2 separate regions of the Homo sapiens genome follow, and region 2 is linked to region 1. The links are chromatin loops, found by intact Hi-C in ENCODE. Cell type or tissue: heart left ventricle. All regions are shown on one strand. Region 1 holds the start of LOC124902605. Region 2 overlaps CHID1 (chitinase domain containing 1).

Evidence for each region. A loop is a pair of places that touch in the nucleus more often than their neighbours do. Peaks named below come from ENCODE experiments on the same cell type or tissue, not always from the same donor. Only the 100,000 strongest peaks of a DNase experiment are listed, where the experiment ranks them.
Region 2: a loop joins it to region 1, with 4 times the contacts of the local background. A loop is called at or near these places in 14 of 110 quality-filtered maps.

Annotation. Positions count from the first base shown.
Region 1 is chr11:1,048,706-1,051,205 of GRCh38, reverse strand. LOC124902605 reads right to left here and starts at 1,514. Exons shown (of 4, transcript XM_047427955.1): 1 at 1,432-1,514; 2 at 1,244-1,327. It overlaps LINC02688 (long intergenic non-protein coding RNA 2688), which reads right to left and starts at 1,326. Exons shown (of 4, transcript NR_160890.1): 1 at 1,244-1,326. In heart left ventricle, no CTCF peak of the experiment used is centred here; DNase peaks (open chromatin) are centred at 545 and 995; H3K27me3 peaks cover 2,301 bases.
Region 2 is chr11:901,325-903,824 of GRCh38, reverse strand. It overlaps CHID1 (chitinase domain containing 1), which reads left to right. Exons shown (of 13, transcript NM_023947.4): 3 at 714-863; 4 at 1,495-1,627. Among named protein-coding and RNA genes, the nearest start is that of CHID1, 8.2 kb to the left of the region's middle. RefSeq lists a silencer at 235-405. In heart left ventricle, no CTCF peak of the experiment used is centred here; no DNase peak of the experiment used is centred here.

The DNA of each region.
Region 1 (2,500 bases):
TGTGGCCCAGGTGTGTGCCTGCGTGTGCCTGCATGTTGGCAAGTCCGGTGCCCGGGTGGCTCTCAGGCATCTTGGGGAGAACAGTCAGCCCACAGCCGGGCCAGAGCCCTCTGGCCCCATTGATGGGAGGCTCTGGGACAGACAGCACTGAGAAGGGAGAGAAGCTGGGCAGGTGGGGCAGGTGGGGCCACCGGGCAGGCGTGAGGGTGACCCTGCCAAGTGGCACAGGGACGATCTGAGTCCTGCAGGGCCCGGCAGCGCCTGAATAATGGGAGAAGCTGTGTGAGCCGTGCACGGGCGGGACAGCAAGGCGGGCGGGCGTGGGTCCTGTACACACGGGTGTGGGTGTGGCTGAGCGACCACTCGCCCTCTCACATCCCCTGCAGTGAGCGTGGGGGCACTGGCCCCTCATTTCCCAGCCCCGCTGGGCCCACCTCCTGCCTGGCCCTCCCAGGGACTGACGTGTGGCCACCTACCCCTCGAACCGCAGGGGTTGCCTGTCCCCGCCTCTGTCCCTGCACCTCAGGCCCATCCCCGCCCTTGTCCCCGCACCTCGGGCCTGTCCCCGCCTTTGTCCCCGCAACTCAGACCTTTGGTGACACCTGTGGGCTCAGGCGCCACATGGGGCCCAGGACACTGGGGCCGCAGCACATCGGGGAGGGGAGGCTGCAGTCTGGGCCCAAGGGCATCCAGCCTCTCCACTCCCTCCCCGGTGACCTTGGGCAGGCTGCCCCCTCTCTGTGCCTGTTTCCTCATCTACGTGGGTACAGAACCCGTCTCCACCTGCAGTAAATCCAGTGATGGCGGGAGTGTCCCGCCAGCTGCACTCTAGGACCCGTTCGCTACAAGGATTGCACTGGGGGATGCCCTGTCCCCAGCTGGCCCGGCTCTGTCATGGCCTGGACCCTCCCTGCCTGGGCACGTCTGACCCAGAGAGAGGGAAGGCCACCAGGGCAACCCCAGAGGCCTGTCCAGCTCAGAGCCAGCCCCTCCTGCACCAGGGTCCCCTGAGATTCACCCTGACAGGCAGCAGGAAGGCAGGGTGCCTGGTGGCCTCCTTCCCCCAGGGATCTGGGGAGGGTCTGGGCTGGGCTCTTCTTTGACAGGCCGCCCGGGCCCCACCTCAGGCCTGGAGGAAAGTGGAGGGGTCCACACCGTGGCCGACCCTGGGACTGGAGACACATGGGCACCAGGACACGCGAGGCCCATGGGGGCCAGGGAAGTCCCCAGAATCCCCACTCACCACTCTGGGGTGGGAAGAGGCAGGGCCAGCCTGTCGACATGCATCTCCTGCTGTCCAGAGAATGCTCCCGACGTCCCCATTTTCCTACAGAAGAGGACATCCTTGCTGGGAAGCCGGTGGCTGCAGCCAGTCAATGGTGACTCCCAGAAGGTTCCAGGCCCCGCCCAGCCAGAACCCCAGAGCCAGACCTGGGGCCACAGGGCATGACGCAGCTCTGCCTATACAGGGACAGGCAGCTGCCCACGGCCATGGGCACAGGCTTTGAGGAAGCGACAAGGCTCTTGCACCAGCAGATTAAAATGCTGCCAAGCGGAAGAGTCTGTCAAAGCTCTCAAGGAGCAGCTGGTTCAGGGCCAGCAGGTGCTGGGGTGGTAGGGGGGCCCCTTGGCTGCTGTGACGGTGCCTGTCCCTGGCTCCCAGCCCGGGAGCCCCAGCAGTGCCTTGTACAGCCGGCCCAGACATGCAAAGGGCCAGAGCCCGGCACGCGGCAGTGTTGACTGTCATCATTGTTATTGCCATCATCATCATCATCATCATCATTGCTATTATTATATTATCATCAGGAAACTCACCTACATTCTGCAGGCTGTGGGTGAGGCCAAGGAGCAGAGGGCTGGGGGTTGATGTGGGCCGGCAAGGTCCAGGCCAGGAGGGTTCATCCCAGGGATGCCAAGACCCAGCAGAAGGTTAGCAGGGGAGGAGAGACCCTTACCCCAGGGTGACCCCACGGCGGGGGCTGCATGTGGGCACCAACTGGAGGCCTGCGGGAGGCAGGTGTGGCTCGGAGGCTCTTTGGCAAGGTGGGAGCCGGGGGTCCCTTAAGAAGTCCACCTTAAGAGGTCCTCCAGAGTGACCCAGGGAGAACCATTCTCCAACCCACCCACTCCTGGATCTCAGGCTCCCAGGACGCAGAGAGACTCTGAGCCATCTCCCGGGTTGTGCTGCTTGGTTATGGTGGCCCCAGGAAAGCGAATCAAGAGTTGCAGCAATGCTGCCCAGCCCCACGAGCAGGGAAACCAGAGCCAGGAGGTGGCGATAGGGACTGCGGGTGGGTGGACCGCGGGGCTGGGGTGTGTTCTCTTCCTGCTACTCTTCTACATTTTTCCAGGTTTTATTTAGTGACTATGTTCCACTCTGTATTAAAGTATCAAGATTCCATTTCATCAAGGACTAGCATTTTTAGCAAAGAGAGTAGCAGAGGCCAGGATTTAGCAACTAAAAAACTCCAGGAAATATGGGAAACAACATCTGTCAAGA
Region 2 (2,500 bases), 150 kb after region 1:
GCATGGTGGCGTGTGCCTGGCATGTTCTTTTCTTTTTTTTTTTGAGGTGAAGTTTTGCTCTTGTTGCCCAGGCTGGAGCGCAATGGCGCGATCTTGGCTCACCGCAACCTCTGCCACCCAGGTTCAAGCGATTCTCCTGCTTCAGCCTCCCGAGTAGCTGGGACTACAGGTGCCCGCCACCATGCCTGGCTAATTTTTGCATATTTAGTAGAGATGGGGTTTCACCATGTTGACCAGGCTGGTCTCCAACTCCTGATCTCAGGTGATCCACCTGCCTCGGCCTCCCAAAGTTCTGGGATTACAGGCGTGAGCCAATGCACCCAGCGCACCTGGCATGTTCTTGTCCAGCAAAGCGTATGGCCCTGGAGTGCCCGGATGGGTATCGAGTGGCCAGAGCTGGTGCAGACCGTCCACCCTCACATGCAAGGAGGGAGCCACCATAACTGTCTGTCTGCCTGCCTGCCTTCCAGCCCGGAGCAAGGGTGGGAAAGGCCCTGTACCGTCGGCCAGTGTCTGTTGACGGCCAGAGTGCTTCTGAATTGAATTGCCTGCTGTGGCCTCGATCCTCAACATACAGGGTCTCCGGGTCAGCAGCACTGTGTGGATCCAGAGACTCGGCTGCTGGCTGAATGGAAGGGACTTGCTGGGTGGGGCTCTGTGCTCTACACTGTGGACAGATGACTGAGGCTTTTCTCTCACTCCTTTTATTTCAGAGTCAGTTTTCAGATAAGCCGGTGCAAGACCGGGGTTTGGTGGTGACGGACCTCAAAGCTGAGAGTGTGGTTCTTGAGCATCGCAGCTACTGCTCGGCAAAGGCCCGGGACAGACACTTTGCTGGGGATGTACTGGGCTATGTCACTCCAGTAAGTTGGGGCCCTCACAGTGCAGAGGGAGGTCCTGAGGCTCAGGTGGGCTGCCCTGGCCCCGTGATGGCCTCTTCTGGCCAGTCAGTGATGGGGGTCTATGTTCTGATCTCCCGGAGCTGCTGCTGCTGTGAGGCTACGGTGGGAGAGATGCCATTCTGGAGATGTCAGAGTGTAAGACCCTGGGGGTCTCTCCAGGGGCTTGCTGTGCTGATCTCTGTGGGTTCCCCCTGAATCCAGAGGTGGGCTCGCAGGTCGTCTGGGGTCAGGAAGTGGATGTGCAGAGCCAACCCTGGGCCAGGGAGGGGTGGGTTCTCACACCCAGCCTCCTCTTCTCTTGCTGTTCCCAGCTGCCAGCCTGCAGCAGTGGTGTGCACTAGCTCCAGGTGGGGCTTAAGACAAGCACCAGTCACTTTTGGTGAAAGGGATGTCGTGGCCTGGGTCCCAGGCTGTGAGTGGCAGTCCAGAGTAGGAGAAGGATACCCCAGGCCAGGAGCTGATGTCAGTCCGGGCTGGTATCTGTCTACGCTGGCCAGCCCTGGGCACGTCCAGAGGCGCCAGAATGACAGCACCATGGTGAGACAGGTGCTCACTCACCTGTCCTCCGTCTGATGTCTCCATCTTTTGCCAGTGGAACAGCCATGGCTACGATGTCACCAAGGTCTTTGGGAGCAAGTTCACACAGATCTCACCCGTCTGGCTGCAGCTGAAGAGACGTGGCCGTGAGATGTTTGAGGTCACGGGCCTCCACGACGTGGACCAAGGTTCTCATCCTTCCTGCTTGACTGTGCTTGCCCCACAGGCTGAAAAGAGTGTGAGTGCGAGAGCAGGGGTGTGTGTGTGTGAGTAGGTATGTCTCTGTGGGTGTCTCTGTATGGGAGTGTGTGTGTGTCTCTGCGTGATTTAAGTGTGAATGTGAGTGTGTAAGTGTGAGACTGATGATGTGGGAGAGAAGAGATTGTGAGTGTGTTGAATGTGACTGTCGGTGTGGACATGTCTAAGTGTGAGACAGTGGGTGTGAGTGTTGAGTGTGGTGACTGTGAGAACCACGCCCTCACCCCTTGGGGCCCAGCCGGCAGAGCAGGCCCATGGTGTGGGCTGGTGTGCTAAGTGGGAAGGTGAGTGTGGAGCAGGGCAGGCCTGGTAGAGGGGGTTTCTGAGGTGGTCGCCACGGTGGGACCCTCTGCAAGGCCAAGTTGGTGCCTCAGAGTGTTCCGCCCAGGTCTGCGTGTGGTCCAGGTGGCTGTGAGGGTGGCCTTCCCTTGCACTTCCGGGCTGCACACAGGCGTGTGCAGGACAGGCTCTACAATGACTCAGGCAGCCTCTGGGCAGCAAACGGCACGGGCCATTGGCTTCTCCTCCTCTGTCCCTCTCTCAGCGATTTTCATTCAATGCCAGGGAGGAAGGTGGGGTTCAGGCGGAGGCTGCCTCCTGATGGCACATCCTGACCTGATGACGTCTGCCCGAGTTTACGTGGCTGCGCCTTGCGTTTGGGCTCGGACAGAGAGAAATGGCAGGGGAAGTGTTAGGCAGTTTTGGAGTTCAGAGAGCAGGAGTGGTTTTCCCTGACACTGAGAGAACCGTGGGGAGGTGATGGAATGTCAGCCAGTGTCAGGGCCTGGCGGGTCTGGCCATCC